Linked DNA regions of Homo sapiens: region 2 is linked to region 1. The links are chromatin loops, found by intact Hi-C in ENCODE. Cell type or tissue: PC-9. All regions are shown on one strand. Each heading gives the region's core, and the rest is flanking DNA. Links, peaks and the distances in the headings are about the cores only. Region 1 has its middle 66 kb from the start of DCLK3. Region 2 has its middle 120 kb from the start of DCLK3.

Evidence for each region. A loop is a pair of places that touch in the nucleus more often than their neighbours do. Peaks named below come from ENCODE experiments on the same cell type or tissue, not always from the same donor. Only the 100,000 strongest peaks of a DNase experiment are listed, where the experiment ranks them.
Region 2: it touches region 1 in a loop (4-fold over the local background); 4 of 110 quality-filtered maps call a loop at or near these places.

What each region holds. Positions count from the first base shown.
Region 1 is chr3:36,693,126-36,704,763 of GRCh38, reverse strand. No RefSeq gene overlaps it. Among named protein-coding and RNA genes, the nearest start is that of DCLK3, 66 kb to the left of the region's middle. RefSeq lists enhancers at 3,492-3,786, 6,041-6,695. In PC-9, for the core only: CTCF peaks have their summits at 3,391 and 3,590 (motif pointing right); DNase peaks (open chromatin) are centred at 2,793, 3,643 and 6,263; H3K27ac peaks cover 1,958 bases.
Region 2 is chr3:36,641,488-36,653,125 of GRCh38, reverse strand. No RefSeq gene overlaps it. Among named protein-coding and RNA genes, the nearest start is that of DCLK3, 120 kb to the left of the region's middle. In PC-9, for the core only: no CTCF peak of the experiment used is centred there; DNase peaks (open chromatin) are centred at 4,355 and 4,715; H3K4me3 peaks cover 600 bases; H3K27ac peaks cover 2,825 bases.

The DNA.
Region 1 (11,638 bases), core at 1,709-9,708:
TCTCGGCAAGGCCTTGGAACAGGGTGTTCTCTCTTTTCTCTGCTGCACTCCAGTGCACTTCACACCGGCTTCCTGGGTCTTGCTCACTCACATTTATGGGTGTCTTGGAGCCCGCTCTGGCCCCCAAGCCTCCATTACCTTACAGCTTGTCTCCTTAGAGCTAATCTGATTGATACTGAGTCATGTATGGATCTTTTTTAGAGGAAAGAAATTCTCAGGGTTCCATATCCGAATTCCTGGGGAAGAAACTGACTCAGCCTGGGTCAGGTGTCCACCTCCAGTCCAATTAGCTGTGTCAGCTAGTGGCGGCAGGTCACATGGTACATGGGCTGGCCTTTTTAGAGGAGAATGAGTGTGGGTAGATTTCAAAGAAGAGGAGGGTCTTGGGTGTGTAGGAAATGGTTAGAGTGTCTAGTGCCATCCCTAAGTGCTACTTCCCTACTTTCTGCCCATCACTCTGGAGCACAGCCCGGTAAGCTTTCCTTTCAAGGAAACATGATCTTCTGATAGTCTCACTCCCTGGCCTTCTGTTTTGGGTTCTGATGTTGGTAGATTGCTTAGAGAGGTCTTCCTCACACCAAGATTAAATATTAAGACACCCTCCTGTGTATACACTTATTAAATATTTAAACAGTAAATATTTCATCCATCCAGAATTTTTTTTGGTGCAAGGAGTTAAATAGGGAATCCAGCTCTATTTTTCTCCTCCAGGAGCTAATCACTTGTTCTGACACAATTCTTATTTATCTATTCATTTTTAAAAAAAATTTCAAGAATACCTCATTTATTATATACTACATTTTCTTATGCATTAAGTCTATATCTAGGCCATATTCTGTTTCATTAGCCTGCGAATCCATGTGCCAGAGTTGCAATAGTTTAGTTAGTATGGGCTTCTTCTTCTTTTTTTTTTTTTGAAACAGGGTCTCACTTTGTCACTCAGGCTGGAGTACAGTGGCACAATCACTGCTCACTCTAGCCCTGACCACCTGGACTCAATCAATCCTCCCGCCTTGGTCTCCCCAGTAGCTGGGACTACAGGTACACACCATCATGCCCGGCTAAGTTTTGTATTTTTTGTAGAGATGGGGTTACACCACACTGCCCAGGCTGGGCTCAAACTCCTGGGCTCAAGTGATTCTCCTGCCTCAGCCTCTCAAAGTGCTGGGATTATAGGAGTGAGCCACCGTGCCCAGATGGGCTGCTTCTTTTAAACTGTGGAGTCATTTCTCACATCCTGTGATTATTCCCATTGTTTATTTTCATAGACAAGACTGGTCTCATTTGCATAATACTGGACACTCGGGCAGGTCCATTGAGGGTCAGTGGAGGGCTTCCTCTCCATGGAGGGAGGCATCTTACCATAGGAGTGCCACCTTTGAGCATTTTCTCTTCCATGTCCATGTCAGCAGCCCAAGGCTGCCAAGAGCAAGGTCTTCTCACCACCCAGCCCAGTGGCCAATGGCAGGAGTCATTACCAGCAGGGCCTATGTACCCTAGGGCTGACTATCCCCATGTACAGTGTATGCAGGATGATCACCAATGAGAGCTGAGGTCACCCTCAATTCCATTCCTTGGGACCTTGGCAACAGGCCACAGGGCCACTCCTGCAAGGCATTGTTCTCCACTGACTGCAAGCACCATCCACCTCCATCTCTAACTTCTTTGGTCCCAAGCTCAGGTGAAAGCCAGGTTCCTGGCATCCCATCACTTCATGCCCAGTTGAGCCCTTCTTAGACGTCCATGTAGCAGATGGTGAAAAGGACAGCACTTCTTCCAGGTTCCCTTTATCAGTTTAACCCCTATTTCAGTTTTTAAGTTTTAGGCTTAAAGCCCTTCTCTGGCTTCCTGTTAAGAAACCTGTTAGGATTTAGAACGTTGTTTTTTTTTTGAGACAGAGTCTCGCTCTGTCGCCCAGGCTGGAGTGCGTTGGTGCCATCTCGGCTCACTGCAAGCTCCGCCTTCCGGGTTCACGCCATTCTCCTGCCTCAGCCTCCCGGGTAGCTGGGACTGCAGGTGCCTGCCATCACGCCGGGCTAATTTTTTTGTATTTTTAGTACTGACGGGGGTTCACGGTGTTAGCCAGGATGGTCTCGATCTCCTGATCTTGTGATCCTCCCGCCTCGGCCTCCCAAAGTGCTGGGGTTACAGGCGTGAGCCACTGCGCCCGGCTGACTTAGAATTTCTTACCCTGAAGTTTATTTTGTTATTTTGATGGAGATTTGATGGGGGAAGAGAATAAATTACATGGACTTAATTTACCACTTGGATTGGAGGTGCTACATTTTTTTAAAGGAAGTAGTGGGAAAGTAAATTATTCCTTTCCTTGAAAGCAGTGCTTCTAAAATGTGGATCTGCAATAGATGTATTATTTAGCCATAATTCTACCTTTCCACCTCTCCCTCATCCTAGGCAACCTTCGTGGGAGGGAATGTGCTTCTCTCCTCCATTGATGTTAGCCATGTGACTGGCTTTGGCCAATGAGATATGAGCAGAGGCTTTACATATATTTGCCTGTTTGGCCTCTCGTGCTTCTGCCGTCTGCATGTCCTGAGAACTTCTGGTTCACAGATGAGAGACACATGGAGCAGACATGAACCTGGCCTGTAGACTGATGCAGAGTGGCCCTAAGTGACCTGCAGACACGTGAATGAGGAAAACAAATCGTTGTTACTGTAAGTCATTGAAACATTGGGGTTGTTACACAGCATGGCACTATCTCAGCCAAAACCTGACTAATACTGAGTCACGTATGGATCTTTTTTAGAGGAAAGAAATTCTGGCAAACTCTCTGTGTTGATATTACTTACTAATTCATTTAACAAATAATACTGTGTGTGTGAGTGAGAGAGAGAGACAGCGAGAGAGAGAGAGAGAGAGAGAGAGAGAGAGAGAGAGAGAGAGAGAGAGAGAGGAAGACCAGTTAGAAGTAATTAAATCATTTTATACAATGAAACTTAAATATTTCAAACAATACTAGGTATACATTTCTTACCCTTGTAATCAATAATCATAAAGCAAAATAACATTGCAAATTAAGTTAAAATAAAACTACATCAATAATCTATGTCAACTTAATGGGGTAGATGATGCTTTTCTTTCTTATTTTTCATGCTACAAACAAGCTCCTAACTGCTCTGTCTCAGGTTCTTTTGAGTTAGGTGTGCTTACACCCTTGTGAACCCTGCATCACTTAAGTCTCACATCACTTTTCCGTAATCACTGTGGAGCTTGCAGCTGAGTCCTTTGGCTTTTGTTAGTATAAATGCTTCCTTAATGAGTTAGTCCACTTCTGTTCTGTTTCATTAACCTTCAACAATTAAAATAACAGCACCTGCCACGACCTCCTAGCAATATCCTAACAATGCAAAATAAAGGTCTGGAATCTGGTTTTATGATTTTCCTTTACTTTATCAGTCTGACAACCTGGCATATGTTTGGATTAACTTTAAAAATTTATTATAAAAGTGAAAAATAATGCAACAGATCACACATCTTGGACTTTGATAGCATACTCATTCAGTTTGAGACCCTCTCCATTGAAGCACATTTTGTTGATGTTGAAGAGAAAGGAAAGACAAACCAGGCTTTGCACAGCCTGGGCAGCAGGTGGTGCTCTTGACATTGGAATCACACAGGGCCTGCAGTCCTGGGTGCGTTGGTCGTCTATGAGATATAATTTACTGGTGTTGCATTGCAGTGGGTTTGTTGCTTTTTAATCTTTAAAAAATACCCTCTATGTGATGACCTTATCTGGGCCGAGTCAGCCAAGCTTAGCCTAATAAAGCACAGGCAAGTGACTGCTGGGCTGCAGTTTGGTCCTTGGGCTATGTTCTATATATATATACATACATATATATATATATATATATACACATATATATATATATATATATATATATTTTTTTTTTTTTTTTTTTTTTTTTTTTTCCTGGGCTGTAAAAGCAATGCTGGCCCCAGCCTGATAGCCAGTGGTTTGCTGGGGAGACCTTTGTACCTCCCTAGATACAGGCAGACTGGATCTTTCTAAGCTAGTCCACTCCAGAGCCCCACACTTGCAGGCTAGCTGGTCAATTCTCATGCTAAGGCAGAGGTATAAGTCCTTTCTGCTCTAGTCTGCAAACAGTCAAAAGGGTCTTTAAAATGCAAATCTGGTGATTTTACCCTTAGCAACATGAAAATCCCAGTATACATTTCTCTTCAATTGTGTGGGATCATAAGACACTTTGTTTTCAATTTGCTATGTGGCCTCAACCACGCTAAGGCTTGTTTTTCTATTTGGAATCTTGGAATAACAGCATCTTCTTAAGGATGTTCATTTATAGGATGTCTCACTTATATGATTTATAATGAAAGTCACCCGGAGTTTTTCTGGAGATATTCAACATAGAGTCATAAAGTTTAAGATGTAGCTATCATCTTGTTCACCTTACTCCTCTTACATCTGGATATCTAATGCCCAGGAAGGGGAAATAAACTTGCTCAAGGGAGCCGAGTGGATGAGTAACACAGCTTAGGTCTTTCTCTTCCAATCCAGTTTTTAAAAACACCAGAATTTCCCCCCAACCATAGTGCAAAACCTATGTACATTGTCATGCTGGCATTGTACTAGGGGCTGTTCACCTGGGTCTGTCTGGCCCAGGTAATCCCTATTGTTGAAATAGATTGAACTCATGCTGTAGACTGACAATATTATATACATTCAGTCTCCAATAATGTAACTCAATCTAGGGCATCGTCAAGTGTGGGACTTGTAGACATTATAACATCAGATTGAAGATATCTTTGATGACATACATATATCTATGCTTCCAGATTTTAGGGACTCCCATAACAAGTGTGGCTTTTTTTTAAGTTGAGGGCTAATTAACATATAATAAAACACACTGATCTTAAGTGTTTAGTTTGATGAGTTTTGACAATTGAGTAATTGCCTTTTGAGAACAAAACTGACTATACATCTAAGTCTCACATAAGGCCTGTCTGGAAAGGAAGACAAAAATCTTAGAGACCCTGCCAGTTCTCCTGGTCTTCTTAAGAAAAATATTCTGATTATGCATTCCCAGAAATTCACCAAACCTCCTATACCTTGTGAGAAATATGCCTGAGCCAATTTTATTTAGAACTCAAAGGGCAAAGTGACCACACACAACAGCTGTAGCTGCTAATCAGAGGCTCTGATTTGTGTTTCCAGGTGCCCCTCACTAAGGATCCAGTCACTCTTCACTAATGCAGGTCAAATACTAGGTTTGTCTTGGTCCACTATGGGGACTGTGTGTGGCTATGGGTTTTAAATGCTTGGATTTTAATTCCTTACTTCTGAGTCTTTGTCCTCAGTCTCCATCTTATATTTCCTCCTAGGTCCCTATAATTCTAGTAGCAGGTTTTGCAAAGTCTGGTCCTGCCCAAGTGTTTGGGGTGGTATAAACCTGAGTCTTTAATGTAGGGTGGGCGGGAAGGATCACCTCTTTTATGTTGTAATATTGTTTTGTTTTTTGTTTTTTTGTGATGGAGTTTCGCTCTTGTTGCCCAGACTGGAGTACAATGGCACAATTTTGGCTCACTGCAACTTTTGCCTCCTGGGTTCGAGCGATGCTCCTGCCTCAGCCTCCCGAGTAGCTGGGATTACAGGCATGTGCCATCACGCCCAGCTAATTTTTTGTATTTTTAGTAGAGACAGGGTTTCACCATATTGGTCAGGCTGGTCTTGAACTCCTGACCTCTGGTGATCCACCCGCCTTGGCCTCTCAAAATGCTGGTATTACAGGCATGAGCCACCGTGCCCAGCCTTTTTATGTTGTAATATAGAAGCCCCATGCTGCTAGGCTGACAGGAAGTTTCACCTCTGGTATAACTGTGGGCATCTCTTCACCCTGGGGTTGTGCCAAGGTCCTGGGGGTCCTTCATGGAGATACACAAAGGGGAAAACCTCTCCAGTCATGAGCCATGGGTCCACACTGGCTAGTGCTGAGGCCTGTTTATGTTTCACTTGAGACACCATAATCTTTGGTGAGGCCAGGAGGCCTGGTGCTTTGGGTCACTGGTCCAGCCCCCTGACCCCAGTATCCCCTCGAGGTCTTAGGACCTACTTGGAATACTGTCCCCATAAACTCATGGGGCTCATAGACATTTTTACCATCAGGAGTTCTGCCCTGCACTCTCTCGTTGCCAGCATAAGAGCCCTCTTTCCATTGTTTATGGGACACCCAGTATTTCCTCATCAGAGGGTTGTTACAGAGAACAGAACAGGTTTCTGACCTCAAGTAGCTTCTGTCCCTGGCTCTGCAAAAATGCCCTGAGGTAAAGAATTACAAAGGCTGCTTGCATGAAATCCAATGAGAGGAAAACAGTGCTGAGCAGAACACAGGTTAATATCTCAAAGGAAGTATTCTCTTTCAAGTGTTTATAGTACCTTGATGGCCTGCTTTGCTTATGATGCTCCACGGTTCTCTTTCCTGCTCACTTTCAGAACATTCTGTGTCCCCTTTGTCTGCTGGAGTTCCCCTGTAAGACTAAGAGTTATCATGGCAGGGACTTCATGATACTTTTACCTGGAAATAGTCATTTTCTGTACCCAGCTGGGCTGAAAGAACACCTCTTGGCACATTCCAACAGTGGTCCTGGCTGATTTGATGTCTAATGCAACCCAACAAAGAAAATAAATAAATTGCTTTATTTCAAATTGAACTTGGGTATGTCTGAGTTTTTCCTTATTATACTCATTACCAGGACTGGATAAATATTGGCAGTTGAACAAGAGTGAGCAGGTGAGAGAAAGAATTAAAAGCAGGGTGAAGCTTTGACTTTTAGGGTATACCCTTTTGGTTTAGGTTTTGCTGGTGTCTTCAGGCTCTGCATTTTGGCACATCATCAAGGAACCAGGATATGGTGCTGTGGGCAGTATCATGTTCCTTTTACGCCAGGCGAGGAGAGAATCTATCCTTGTCACCAGGGGACACTGTGTGTCTGGCCTGGGGAGCTAGCTTGGCTGTGATCAGGGAGCGACTGACTTTAGTTAGGTGCAGCAATGCCTGGGCCTGCATCCTGCTCCCTGACCCTAAACCTGAGGGATTGGAACTATATTGGCTTCTGATAAATGCTTTCCCTGACAATCTGTGTTTGGTATCTTTCTCATTTTCTGCCATGCTACGTTTAGTCTCTCAAAATGGGATATTTCTGTCTGACGAGATAAGGGTTATGTCATCATAACAAGATATTCTTGCTCATGGCAATGACAAGCTTCATGGATAAACTCTAAATGTGCAGACCTGGTCCCTGATCCTCACCCAATCTCCTTGGCTTAGCTTCCCTCCATCCCAGAGGTCAGCGAGGGAGAGTGTGGGTGGACCAGGCTCAGGGATGGACTGATGCTTTGACAGGGAGCAGGAGAGGGATAAGCTGAGGCTGTCGGGGGTCAGAGGATGGGGTTGTTGATAGGAAAGGGCTCAGAAGCTGAGTGACGCTGGGGGAAGCTGTGGGGTTGTGGGAGGGGCTTATGCACATTTACAAAAAAGCATAAGAGTGCTTTTTACACTTTGATAAGGTCTATTTTGTTATAGATGCTATAAAAAGCTAGATTAAAAGTCCTGAAAGTCAGAAGGGGTTTGTTAAATTGCTGCTTTGAGATCTTCTGATTCTTCCTATGGACAGTGCCAGCCATGGAGAGCATGTTTTCCGGGATTAACCAGGATGTGAGCTGAGCTGAGCTGCATCTGCTGTAAAGGGATGTCTGGAAGGACAGGGCCTGGGGGCCTGGAGACAGCTGTGAGGCTGTGGCCACACTTGAGGGTTGCAAAGCACTCAAGGTACATTTCTGCCCCATCTCTGTCTGTGAGAAAGAGAAAGTTTGTTAGGGTTTGAATGTCAGTCCTGGGGACAACTAATTCTCTCTCTCTCTCTCTCTTTCTCTCACCAGCTAAAAGCCTCAATTTCTCGATCAGGGTAGTAATAAATGCATAGGGCTGCTTTGCCCAAGCTTGCCTGGAACTAGCTGTCGTGAAAAGAAGATAAGGTCTTGGGACTGAAATGTTCAAATTGTACAATTTTTTTTTCTAATAACAGAGTTGCTGACAGTTGTGAGGACTATACCATTTTAACCTTTTAAAATAGTTGAGGTCAGCCAACATTTTAAAATCAGAGAACTAAAATGAGTTAGACATACCCAGGACATGTTGGGCATGTTGATTATGACTTCAGATATGTGGGTTTTCAGATGCTGAAAAAGATCAATTTGTTATAAACCAAATTTCCATTGATATGATGAAAGTGTGTTTTTTATGGATGCAAACTGCAAAACCTCAGCAATATTTAGGTTTGAAAGTTGTGTGGAAGGTTGTCAATGTTTTGGTGACTTACAATATTTACTTTTCTAGGGCAGTTTGCTTGTCAACTCTCCAGGATTGGTTGAACATTTCCTAGAACCTTCTAGAATACTCCTAACTTCTAAGAATTTGTTTTTTTCTAGAAGGTTTGGGAGAGTTAGGCTAGGTCAGATACATAGGAGGCGTATGAGCACATTGTCTTACCCAGAACCATGACTTCTCCACAGTTGTTTCCAGCACTCTCCTGCCCTTCCTTCCACAAAAAAAGGAGGGAAATACTTCCTAGCCTTAACCTCACAAGTACCCACGGTTGATCACGGAGTGATTAGTTTCCTTGACAAAGTATTTTTAAATTTTTTTGGAGGGAAATATGGTAGTGTGTTAGTCAGCTATTACATGTAATGAGCAACCACAAAAATCTCAGGAATATACAACAGGAACATTCATCTGCAGGTTAGTGGATGTGTCTGTTGATCTCAGCTGGGTTTGCCCATGTATCATGAGTTGGCTGAGGATTGACTGATGTAACACAGCTGAGTGGATCTGCTTTGACTGCAATAGCTGGGGAAGCTCTACTTCTCACTGCAAGTCTGTAGGTCTCTTGGGCAGTGTCTCTCATGCTTCCTGGGCCAGCAGTCTATCCAGGGCATGTCCTTATTATGGCAATGGCAGAAGTACACAGGAATACTCCACTACAAAAGCATATTTCAAGCCTCAGCTTCATGACATATCTGCTCAGATCCCATTGGTAACTTTGAGAGCTGATCCCAAAATCAAGGGGTGGTGAAATACACTCCACTGGTGTCAACACAGGGAACTGGAAAATCACGTGGGAAAGGGTGTGGACATAGGGAGGTGTAAAAAATTGGCCTTCAAAATGTAATCTACCACAGTGCATATGAGATACTTCTCTGTATTGCTCAAAAAACCTCAATGGCTTTGCAATACCCTTTGCCTGGCACTGAAGTCTAAAGGCAATCCTTTACCTTCCTTTATAACCTTCTTTTCTATCACCTTTCAGTAATACCTCCCACCTTCACCTCCCAGCCAAACACATCTTAAACATGCCTACGTTTCCTTGGGCAGCCCTCTCTAGTTGTTTACCTAAGCTCCATTCTTGCTTCATAGTGAAATGTAGGGTCTGCTTCCTCCTTGCAGCTCTTGGAGGGCTGGACAGGTCTATTGTACCTCCAAATCTCTGGCATCCAGCCTGGCACCTAGCATGCTGTCGAGTGCTTAGTAAGTTATTTTTTATTTTTATTTTTGCCCAGGAGCTGGGAGTGAAAAAGGAAGGAGAAAGGAAAGTTAAGAGGATCCAGAGCCTCTGCCTCATCCAGCTTCAGGGTACCCTGTCCCTGTCATTCTCACATTGGAGTTAGGACACAGCTGAGACAGAGCAATTCATGGGGTATTTTCAAGTCCTACTTTCATTTCCCTGGATACTCAAACTGATTGTTCTTCTATTCCAATACCTGATTTTCAGCCTCATTGATCTGCCTCTATTAGTTTATTCAGGGTTGATTAGGTGATGAGACAATTGGCTTGTATTAACTGGATAATAAAATATATATATTTATGAGCTGTGAAACCATCTCCTTATACTGTTGGTCCCATCTTGTGGGTCTTATCCTGGGGTTTGTTCATGTTGCTATCCTCCTGGAATATTTTTACCTTCCTAGAAGTCAAAGAAAAATTCAAATTCCATCTCTTGGGGCCTTTTTTAGAGTCAGAGAGCTCAAGGGAAATCCTATCTTCATCACTCTTTAAGTAAATTACTTAATCACTCTGACTCTTGGATTCTTCATTTTTAAAGATTAAACAATATAACGTGCCAAATGTTTAAGATGGGCATCATACACAGTGTATGTAAAAATCTACCCTTTTATAATGAAAAATTTCAGATATATTCCAAAGTAGAGAACATTATAAACTTCTAGGTACCTAAGACCCAGCTTTAATAGCTAGCAACATTTTGCCAATCTTGTTACATCAGTCCTCCCGCTTTTTATGTTTTTGGAGAGTTTTTAAGCAAACCCCAAACATTATATCATTTTACCCTTAAATCCATGTAGTAGACTGTTGAAAAATGTTCCCCTTATATTTTCCAGTGTCCGTGGGTCTTTGGGCTCCTAAAGCTCTCTAGTTTCTGCTCGGTATACTTAGCAATTAATCATGTAGCTTTGCCATGATTTTCCTTTGTTTCCCAAGGAAAATTGAAAGCAAGAGCAGAAGATTTTGCTTAGCCTTGTCCTTATGTTCAGCTATGTGATAAGAGTCATGGGGGTGTTAGAATAGGCAGACAGCCAGAAATGAGCAGGCAAGGGAGTCCCTGGGAAAATAAGTCCTAGAGATGCTGCCCACTGACAGCAAAAAAAGACAGTGGCTACACTGGCTGCTTCTGGCCTTGTGGTTGGGCTCCTCTGACCCCGAAGGGGACTTATTTGGCCCTTGCTGGAGATAACCATGGTAGGGACTTTCCCTGCTGTCAAGCATGCACACTCCTCCAGTAACTCAACATAGAGTACCCTTTTGCCCATTAGAGTAGTAAAAACACACCCCTTGGTGGAGATTTTAAATGCTGGAGAGACATGCGATGTGTGTACTAGCACGGACAACCACAGAGCATGCATGTCCAAGGGGACTTCCTAAAACGTGCTTGCAAGTGACACCCTCTCATGCCCTTACATGAATAATCATGTAGGATTCTCATAAAGAGAGTCCTGTGGCACTAGCTGCTACTGGCTCAGTCTCTCTTTCAGGCAGCCCACTCTGACTTCTTCTCGTACTGTCTCTTTAAACACTTTCTTGATGACACTGCTACTGTTATTTTTCCAGCTGGGCCAGCCTGAAGCTGTTTTCCAGCTGCATCAGCCCAATCCTCTTTGGGAGTGTACTCTTATGTCTTTAATAAACCTTTTGCTTGCATTACTAATTGTCTCTTGGCTGAATTCTTTCTCCCAAATCTCCCAGGATCAAGGACCATGCACCCCTGCTGGTAGCAGGGGGACAAGAAAATGTGTTTCAACAAATAAACAATAAAGGAGAGTAGTTGTTACAGCAGGTGCTACTGATGCATGGGGACTATGGAAACAGTTGAGTTTTGTATTTGAAGGATGAGTAGGATTAGCTGTGAATCATGTTAGCAGGGTTGGGGCTAACCTTCAATCAAAGGTTGATATATGAAGTATTTCTACAATGTAATAAAGAAACTGGAATCCTAGCGCCAAAGGAGCACCATCTCATAGATAAGGCAGCAAAACCCTGAATGGTGACATGAATAGCTCAGTGTAACAGGCTGATAGAGGTCAGCCTGGTGT
Region 2 (11,638 bases), core at 1,141-9,140, 51 kb after region 1:
TGAGAACTTGCTGCAGGCCACCAGCCTCCCCACTGAGAAAGCAAGCCAACTCACCATTTTTCAATGTCTCAAGGAATCTGCAGTGGTGATACAGTTCCTTCAAAGGGTTATGGGTTCTCTCAGTTTTCCTGGTATGTTGGTGTCATTCTTAGAGCAAAAGTTCACTATGTGAGTCTCCGCACACTGCTTTGTCTGTCCAAGTGGGATCTGCAAGCTAGTTCTTCCTCCTATCTGCCATCTTCCAATAGATCTCCAAAGCTTCCTAAATACTAAATTAAGCCTAGACATATTGTAAAATAGGATGCAAGGTGTATAATAAAAATCAAAAGATATTATACAAGATTTCTAGGACATTTTGAAATCATAGTAAGATCTAGAAGCCATGCCTCCAAGATCCTTGAGTGTATGAGTTTATTCTTTACTATTAGAAGGTCTTCAGTGAAAATTAAGAAGCCTCTTCAAAGAGCTTCACCTGTTTAAGGTGGTCCTTGCTGCTGTGAGGAAAGAAAGAATCCCAGACATCATCAATGCCTACATTTTATATTGCACAGATGTTGCCCTTGTCATTTGATCATGTCACTGGCCCTTTTCCTGAAGACTTTCTGGATATGGTGTTTGAGAGGAGGTTGCAGAGTTTGCAGAAGTTCTGGAGGGTTTTTTCTCCCCTGGCTGACATTCAAAGAGAATTTTTTTTTTTTTTTTGCTTGGGTTACAAGAAGGTTGATATCTCATTAACAGTGATGACAGATTGCAGGGGCTCTAAGACAGCCTCATGCCAACTTTGAAACAACCAATATGTTTATGAAATCATTTAATCCATAATTACGGCATGTAATGAAAGGGACTGGTAGCTTGGCATTGGCATTTACAAGATGGTCACCATGATATGTTTCTATGAATTACAGATTCAGCAATGTGTGTAGTTTATGAGCAATGAGAGAAAATGATCCATCTGGCCAGTTTCTGAAACTTGTTGAGGCAAGAGTAATGTCTTTAATCAATCCAAAAATAAAAATTATACTATTGAGTTATTTTGCTGTTCTGCAAAATATATTAGTTAGTGTCATATTCCTCTGTTCCTTAGCATTTCCTCAGGGATTTGAGAAACAGAGGGGGCAACACTCTTCAGTTTTGCTGATTATAAATTTGTTAATTTGCAAAGATGTGACAGATGTGGTACAATTATTTTTCTGTTGCAATTCAGAGACAACAGAGCCAGGGCTTTGAGTGTACTGCTTGCACTGACTTTGAAAAATTACTTGAGTTACCTTTTATTGGTTAAGTCTAGAGCCACAATTTGGCCCTAAATAAGACTGCAGACAGAGCGTCTGTGAGATTTCTATGAACTCTAGGTTTTTCTATCACTTTTCATGGTAGAATGCAACCCCTCTCTGAACTCTTGCTGCATTGATCTCTGTTTCAGTGGGTCATTAACTGTGCTCACAAGCTATTTATTCCTTTTTGAGCACCTTAGAAAGCCCTCATGTGTCAGCCTTTATAATCACAGGTATGTGTTATGTTTGGGTTTACAAGTCAATATATATTTAACAAATTCATGTTTACCATGACCTTTGGTGTTTTTATTTGGAAGGCGATGATAATAGTATTAATACTTACGGTGGTCATGAGGATTAAATGGTCAGCAAGTGTGAAGCACCAGCACATTGATGCTTAGTCACTGTCAGCTTGAGTGCCTTCTTTCCATCACTGTACATATCCGGCAGGTCCTCTCAGGGCAGGGAAGGGGTCCTGCATGTAACTGAGACTCCCTTGGTTTTTATGGGTGTGGGGTGATGCCCAGACTTAATCAAACCAAGACTGTGAACTTGTACATTGAGCATCAACAGAACCAGACAAGTATTAGCTGACTATCATTGTTGTATGGGTTACGTACACATTTTCTATTAATATTTCATATTCTTTAAAAATCCACATTTTGAGGAAGAAAGTTATAATTTTGTCTGTTGAATTTCAGCTACTCTTATGGCCCTCAGGTACACTGCTCTTTGCATTTTATCTATATGATTCTGCTAGATTTTAGTATTAGAGCTAAGATGTGTGTATTAAAGATGCTGTCTGTGGGTAGCCAGAATTCATAGGGGTGGTAGGCTTGGCACTGGAAACCAAATCTGTTTCTTCTACACCTGCCTCACCATTCTCTAATTGTCTATTTGGGGGATGTTTGAGTGATTTGGGCTGGATCACATGTGGCCAGGCGATCTGCAGATAACGCATTTTTTTTTTTTTGAAACAGGGTATCTCTCTGTCACCCAGGCTGGAGTGCAGTGACGCTATTATAGTTCACTGCAGCTTCAACCTCCCAGGCTCAGTCAATCCTCCCACCTCAGCTTCCCAAGTAGCTGGGACTATAGTCGTGCAACACCATGCCTGGCTAATTTTTTAAGTTTTTGTAGAGATGAGGTCTTCTATGTTGCCCAGGCTGGTCTTGAACTCCTGAGTTCAAGTGATCCTCCAACCTCAACCTCCCAAAGTGTTGGGATTACAGGCATGAGCCACCATGCCTGGCTTGGAGATAACACTTAATAAACTTTAGTATGACCTCAGTATTCATGAATACTTTTCATTCCAGCATAAGATAATGTCTAATAGTCATGACCTAGTTCTGGAGTTTATAAAAATATTAGGTCAATTGATATTTTTAGAAAGAGCCACTTCCTCTGTTATTCTTAGAGAAATAACTATGATGTCAGCACAGATAGTATGATAAATATGTTCATTGTAGCTCTGTTTATAATAACAACAACAAAGATTGTAGTTATGCATAATTGTTATTGAGATATCAATCTCTTTGGAACCTATGCAAGAAAAATTATTCCACTTCTCCTTGTCAGTCTAGAAGAAAATCCTGTGAAACCACATCAGCCCTGCAAACTTCTGGCAGGCACAACATCTGGAATACCTCATGAAAATGGTCAGTGGAAGGGGCAGAGGAGAAAGGGCTGCATCTATAGAGTATGAAAGTTACTCCTGGCCCAATAGTAACCCCCTTTAATGATAGAAAACAACCATAGAGGCATGTCTCTCTGACGTTCTCAGTAATAACTGCAAGAATAAATGTCTACACCTACGTGTTGAGGAGGTAATGTGAGGGTGGTCTAGAGTCAAGCTGATATTTTCCACCTGAATTTAAAGATTTCCTAGAGGTCTTAGATTTTATCTTTAAATATTAATATACATTCTGTATTTTACTCCACAGTAATCCATCCTTTATTCTAATATATAAGAAATTTGAAGTTACTGCTTTTAAGTGAATTTGATGCCCCAAGAAACTCTGCTGTTTATTTTGGGCTTTAAGGAGCCTATTACCTTAAAGTTTAATACCTGAAGTTGGGTGCAATTTCTCTTTTGTTAGACATACTCTCTGTCACTTTATCTTAGAAATAGGTGCTCTGATGATTCCTGAGGAAATGGTAGCTCCTGATGAGGAGGTAATGCCAGATATGCAGCTTCCTTGGAGGTGAAGGGGAGCCCCCAAGAGTAGATGAAGAGATGAAGAGGGAGGATGGGGGTTGCTCTCAGGAGCACGGAGGCAACATGTCATACACACAGTGGCCTGGGTCCTGTTGAGGTCCAGCCTACTCAGCTCTGCCATAGCAAGAACATGGCCACTCTCACTGAAGCCAGGCATGGACCTTGGAAGAGAATCTGATTCTGGGAAATGAGGTGGGTGCAGCACAGATAATATGTAAGGATCAGTTCACCATTCTGGCTGTAATAACAGATGGAATGAGGAGAAACAGGACTTCTGTAATAACATATGGAATGAGCAGAAACAGGACATAGTCCAGGTATGTAGGGCTGTCTTGAAGGCAGTAAGAAAGCAGGGCTCAGTCTGTGTGTCACTTGGGGCCAGAGAAGAATTTCTCTCTTGGTTCTGGATACCTCAATGGAATAGAAAAACCGAAGCACTCAGGAGACCCTTACACAGGGGACCAGATGGGCAGGCTGGCCTTTGCTGGAGGATGGGATACCATCCATTTTTTGTGTAAAATCAGGGTTTCCTACTTTAAAATGAAGATCTGGAAAAGATGATTTCCCAACTCCATTGGCTGTTGACAGCCTCTGGATTTGTCTGATGTTAGGAGAACTAATCAGGATGGCATTAGGACTGAGATCAGGAACTGATGCTGTGTGCAAGGACTAATGAGGGCCAACAGAAAGGGGAAGAGGAGAGAACCAATATTAAAAGCATGAGCACAATCTTATAGGCAAAGGAGTTTGAGAGTAATCACTAGCCAAGAAGTAATAAAAAGATTACTCATAAGTGACATTTGTGGCTGTCTGTGTTGTCAAAAATATGTGCGAGTTGGCAGAGCTTTTAGCATACTTTCAGCTTGGTCAACATTTGGTTAAGACTAAAACTGTTCGGGCATAGATTTACTGTGAATGAGTCACACACAAATGAATGAGTTTGAAAAGGGGTTTAGGATTTTTCAGATGTTGATAGTTCATAGAATGGCTTGATCTTTCAAGGAGGTAGATAATTCTTCACTTTTTTTTTAATAAGAAGAAAAATGTGGGTTCCTTTTTAAGTTCCCATCCCTTATTGCTATAATTTTTAACATAAAACATATTTAGACAACTAATGATGAGAAAAAATGAGATGCATGAGGTAGGCAGTCAGAGTCTTAGGAATTCATGATTTCGTGAAATTCCTTTGAAGTCTCATAATTGCATTTCTCAATATTACATAAGAAAACTGGCTATGCAAAAAGATGCGAGAATTCTGAAGTTTTTTAGATGTAAGATAAACATTCAAATACTGTATATGACACTACGTAAAATAGTATATTTTGTTTCTAAGTCTTATGTAAAAGATTCATTTAACTAAAAATGGGATTTTTTTTGAGACAAGCATGAAAAAAAATTGTACATAAGTTCCTTGATGCTCATTGTGAATGTCTAACTGAACAATTTTCTGTGTTTTCACATTTCATTCTTTAGAAATCTAGCATCTGATTCCAGGATAAACACTGTAACCTTTATTGAGCAGAAATATTTGATGGTCCTGAAACAGCTTTCATTCTCCTCTGCAAGAGACGTCTGCTGGATGTACAGACTTTCCAGCTCACCTCTCTCAGGGCTGGCTTAAATTTGGAGAGTATGAACCATATTCCCTAAAGAAAGGTTCAAATTATATAGTTTCCTCTTTTTGCTTTCTGTAGGAAGCCAGTAAATTGCTTGTTCTGCTCTGATGTTGTGGGGAGAGGCATCATCATTGTCATTATTGTGATCATAACATCAACCTTCATAATTTTAAAAACTGGACAGATTTGTTTACTCATATGTTTATATATTGATGTAGTCTTGTGATATATGTTGACTGGTCACAAAATCAGCTTTAAGTAGTTGCTGACATCATAGGGATGATGAAAGTGTCAGGCAATTCTGCAAGCACACCAAGAGAAATATGATTGGCGCAAGGCAGAAGTCTTGAGCCAGCTCAAATGCTTTCTAAACATAAGCGGATAAATACAAGCAAACAAACAAGAGTCATAGTAGCACGAGATGTACAAAAACAAAACAAAACAAAACAAAAAACAACCCAGGGTTCTAACAGAGATAGGAAAGGTGACAGTTTCATAATATTATGTGGGGGAAACCAACTCTTAAAGTTTTTGCTAAGTAGCTGATTAATGTCACATTTAAAAAACCCAAAGAATAATTCTGCCTGAGATTGTTGCTGATATTTTCATTGTGTCAATATTTTGCTATTTCCATGCTCAAAAGAAAGCCATCTTTTAATAAACCAAAGCTACTTCCCACACTTCAATTTCAATTTGTCTTGCTCTCCTATAAATAAGATGTGACCTGAGTACTGTACCAGGAGTGAGTTTTAGCTAGAATTGAGCTTTAACACAGTCATTTGCTGCATAGCTTTTCACAAGGTAATCTTTCTGAGCCTCAGATTCTTCCTGTATACAATTACTGTTTGGTTTATAGGGTTGATTACGTGGATCAAATGAGATACAAAATGTAAAGCATTTGGAAATCTCAAACAGTATTCACACATGAGTATTCACACATAATTATTTGTCTATTCTGGTAGATAGATATTTTTAACATTCCTTATTATTCCACTTAAAAATTTTCTTGAATATTCTCCAGATTAATTTGAAATTATTTGGTTAATTTTTCCAAAATATTTGTTTCTACATTAGAGTATGTTAAATTTGTATGTTAATTTGGGAAGGATTGACATCTTGACCACAATAAGTGTTTTAATTTAGTAACATGACATATTGATCACTTTTATATCTAATGATACAATTTTTCTGCTTATTTATTTTATACTTGAAATTGATAATCTTTGTTTTTAAACTGGAAATTTAATTCATTTACATTTACTATATGTACGGATGTATCTGAGTTTAAATGTGCTATCATATTTTGTATTTTTTATTTGTTATAATCATTGTCCTATCCCCTATTTTTTCTTTAAGAATATTTAAAATTCCATTTTCTCTTACTTAAAAGTGATAGAGTGTTTCTGTTCTTTTGGTGGTCACTCTAAAAATCATTACTTTATCAAATTCTAAACAATACTGTTAGCTTATTCCAGAAAAAACAAGAACCTGAGAAAACTTTAACTCTGCTTACCTGACTGATAGTGTTATAAGAAATATTGAACACTTCTCATCCCTCATTGCACATTTTCTTAATCCTCTCACCTCCTTCTTGTGGGAACCGGCTCAGCACTCATGCACTCATAGTCTGAATGCATGAGTGTGAGGAGGCTAATGATCATTTAGGGACAGAAGCTACTGAATTATTACTCCTGTTTTCTGCCCTTCACTTGCACAATTCTGTGGTGCATTCATTTTACTTCGCTTCTCAGAAAGCCTGGTGAGATTGAGATACAGTTTTTCACAGAAGAAACCTGGTCAAGAAGAATCCATCTTTTGGCTTTCTCTCCTTTCCTGTTTTGCTCTCCCTAGTCTCCTACTCTCCTCCCCTGAAAATAAATTGCATGCAAGCCTGTGTTTCAGGCTCTACTTTCCAGGGGGCATTATAGGCTAAAACACTGTGTGTTTTAGATGTATGTCTTAACTTCATGTATTGACCTTTGTTCTTCATTTCTTTTGCACATCTAGGACTGACCTGGGGAATTTTGACATTCACAATTCAGAGAGAGAAAGAGGAAATTTAAAAAGGAAATAGTAAAGAAAGAATATAAACTATCTTTATTTCCAGATGACGTGGTTCTATACATAGAAAATTCCAAATAATCCACATACACACAAAAACTACTAGAGTCAATCAATTAATTCAGCAAATTTGCAGCATGCAAGATAAACAGACAAAATTACTATACACTAGAAATGAACAATCTGAAAATAAAATTAATAAAGCAATTTTATTTACAATAGCACCCATAAGAATAATATACCCAAAATAAATTTATTCAAGAAGGAAAAATTCTTGTCCATTGAAAACTATAAAATGTTATTGAAAGAAATTGAAGACATAAATAAATGGAGAGATATCCTGTATCTAATAAATGGAAGAATAATTATTGTTAAAATATTTATGCTGCTCAAAATGGTCTATAAATTCAATATGTCCCTATCAAAATTTCAATAGCATTTTTCACAGAAACAGAAAAAAACAACTCTAAAATTAGAATGGAACCACCAAAAGCCCAGAATAGACCCAGCAATCCCGAGAAAGAAAAAGGAAGTTGAAGGTATCACACTGTCTAGTTAAAACTTATGTTACAGAGCTGTAGTAATCAAAACTATGTGGGATTGGCGTTAAAAGAGACCAGGGGACCAAAGAGCCGAGAAATAAACCCAAGTAGATACAGTCAACTACTTTTTGACCATGTCCCCAAGAACACACAATGGGGAAAAGATAATCTCTTTAATAAATGATGTAAAGAAACTGGATATCCAGATGCAAAATAATAAAATTGGATCCTTAGCTCCTAGAAGAAAAACACAATGGGCTGGGCACTGTGGCTCATGTCTGTAATCCCAGCACTTTGGGAAGCCAAGGCTGAGGAATCACTTGAGCCCAGGAGTTTGAGACCAGCCTAGGCAAATCCTCAAAATATTGAAAATATGACCCAGCAATCCCTCTTCTGGGCATATATCCATAGGAAATGATATCAATACCTAGTAAAGATATCTTCACTGCTATGTTCACTGCAGCATTACTCACAATAGTGAAGACATGGAAACAACCTAAATGCCCATCAACAGATGACTGGGTAAAGACATTGTAGAATATAAAGTGAAATGTTATTCAACTTTTACAAGAAGAAGATCCTGTAATTTGCACCAAAATTGAAGCTGGAGGACATTATGTTAAGTGAAATAAACCAGACACAGAAAGAAAAATATTGAATAATCTCTCTTATGTATGGAATCTAAAAAAGAAAATAAAAAGTCAAATATATAGAAACTGAGAATAAAAAGACTAGTTATCAGAGCCTAGATTGGAGACATGGGGTGGGGGGGGGTAAATGAAGAGATGTTGGTTAAAGAGTATAAAGTAGTTATTATGTAGGATGACTAAACCTCAAGATATAAAGTACAGCTTGAGGAATACAGTTAATAATAGTGTACTGTATACCAGGAAATTTTTAAGAGAGTATATTTTAGGTGCTCTTACTATACACACATAAGGTAACTATGTGAGTTGATGTATATTCAAAATTGTTTATCTGTAGTTATCATTTCACTAGTATATGGATATCAAAATATCATGTCATATACCTTAAATGTATATAATAAAAATAAAAGAGCCCAAAACCTCTCAAGTTAGATAATAGACTTAAGTATAAACCTTGAAACTTTAAACCTTCTAGAAGAAAAATAGTAGAAAATCTTTAAAAATATTTAAATGACCAATAGGCATATGAAAACCAAAGTGGTATATTACTACATATGTAGCAGAATGGCTAAAATGAAAAAGACTAAAAATAGTAAGTGTGTGAGAATGCAGACCAACTAGAAATGACCTACATTTTTCATAGAAATGTAAAATAGTAAAACTACTCTGCAAAACTCTGTTTCAGCTTTTCATTCTTTCAACCAAGCAATTCCACTCTTAGCTGTGTATACCCAGGAGAAAAGAGTGCATATCTTCACTAAAAGAATTATACAAGAATATTCAAAGTTATTTTGTGCATAATAGCCAAAAAGTAAACCTGTCTGCCATCTGAAAAAATGATAATAAAATTGTGTGCCAATCATACAATAAAGTATTACTTTGTCAAAATAAAATTAAACAAAAGAAAAACACAAACAAACAAATTCATGGCATACATAACCCCCCAGAGATTGAATCTCAATTGCAGATGCTGAGTAAGAGAAGTCAAAACAAAAGAGAGCATATGATATGATTCCATGTTTATGATGCATAATAAACAAAATTATGGTCCCTGCTATAGTTTAGATATTTGTGCCCTCCAAATCTTGTGTTGAAGTTTGATCCCCAATGTTGGAGGTGGCCCAATGGGAGGTCTTTGGGTCATGGGGATCCTGCAGGAATAGGTTAAGGCCTTCCCTGGAAGGGGGTAGTAAGTTCTTCCTCTTTTAGTTCCCATGAAAACTGGTTGTTAAAGAGCCTGGTACTTCCTGTCTCCCTCATGCTTCCTCTCTCACCGTGTGATCTCTGCCCATACCAACTCCCCTTTGTTTTTCACCATGAATGGAAGGAGCCTGCGGCCCTCATCGGAAGCAGATGTTGGCTCCATACTTCTTGCGCAACCTGCAGAATGGTGAGCCAACTAACCGTCTTTTCTTTATAAACTGCCCAACCTCAGGTGTTCCTTTACGGCAACACAAATGGATTAAAGACTTGGAAAATTCAGAATACATTCTTTATTCAGGGGATGAGTATCGACTAGCAAGGAGAATGTCAGAACTTTTGGGCATGGTGGAAAATGTTCTCTACCTTGATCTCGGTGGTATTACACAATGCATAATTATGTTAAAATTAATTAAGCTGTATTCTTAAGCTTTTTGCATTTTGTTTTATGCAAATTATACCTCAATTAAGAACTGTTCTTAGAAAAAAAAGATGATAAAGACTCTTGAAAAGTGACAATTGAGAGAAGTTAGGTAACAAATATTCAGTATATAAATAACAGGGATTCCTTAAGAAGAAACCAAAAGCAATGGAATAGAAGAAACACAAAAAAGCATAATGGAAAAAGATTTTGAAATTTGAAGGTTTGAAACAATATTAAAATGACACATTATTTCCCTGGGAAAATCAATCTAGAACCACAAACTGAGACTTCTTCCCACAGAAGTACTGTCACTCAATTTGATCTAATGGTACAAGGTTAGTTTTGAAGGCCAAACAGAACTGGTTTCTAATGCTTATTCCTCAACTCGCTAAATTTGTGACCTAGGAAAATTTTGTAACTTTTCTGAGTTTTTTCCTCATCAGGAGAAGGATAATAACTGTAATAAAATAGTTTATATAACAGAAAGAAATATGATCACATGACAGTGTACATGAGCCATAATTAGTTAAGAATATATGGCCGGGCACGGTGGCTCACGCCTGTAATCCCAGCTCTCAGGGAGGCAAGAGGTGGGAGGATAGCTTGAGCCCAGGAGTTCGAGACCTGCCTGGGCAATATAGCGAGACCCCGTTCTCCAGAAAAAGGAAAAAAATAATAAGCGTAAGAATATATTTACTCTGAGTTCTCTTTTACCCACTTAAAAATGTAGACAAACAATGGAAGAAAAACAGAAAAATGTTCAAAAATAAATATTCTTCCATTATTTCTAGAAAAAAGTCACAATACACTAAAAAGAGTTAGAGAGGACCTAGTTTTACTGAGCAACCTTCCTCAAACCCTGAAGCAGCTGTAATCTCTATCTAACACCAGAGATGAAAGTCTTGACTAGATCCAACCCCTCCAGTCCCCTTTGTCTAGCACTGACTGAGGAAGTCCACTCTAGCCTTAGAAAAACATGGGTTTCCAAGCATTCCTCAGAGACGCACTCAACTGTTCAGCTCTGAAGGTATGGAGGAATATGTCAAACTGGTTTGGTTGAAGGCCGGGCTGAACTACATGACCAGGCCACTCACCTGAATCAAAGTCAGTGAAAGGGTACCATTCCCCAGAGCTCTGTTGCAGGACATTGGATGCTCCAGAGAGGGGGTGGTGGGCATAGGAATATCAATCAGAAGAAACATCAGACAATGGACCCAAGGCATAATTAAATAATGTCCACCTTTCACTAAAACCCAGGAAAGTTCTCATTCAAAAACTGATATTTTAAAGAAAACCCAGGTATAAATCTTTATGACTTTGGATTAGACACTGATTTCTTAGATATACACAAACAACCCGAAGTAGATAAATTCAACTTTATTAAGATTAAAAAATTTTATACTTCAAGGGACATTATCAAGGAAGTGAAAAGATAATACACATAATGGGAGAAATATTTGCAAATCATATATCTGACAAGGGTCCTGTATCCAGAACATACAAAGAATTCTTATAACTGAGCAACAAAAAAACCAAATAACTCAATTTAACATTGGGAAAAGGGGTTTGAATAGACATTTCTCTAAAGGATACATATAAATGGCCAATAAGCACATGCAAAGATGTTTAATGTTATTTGTCAGTAGGAAAATGTAA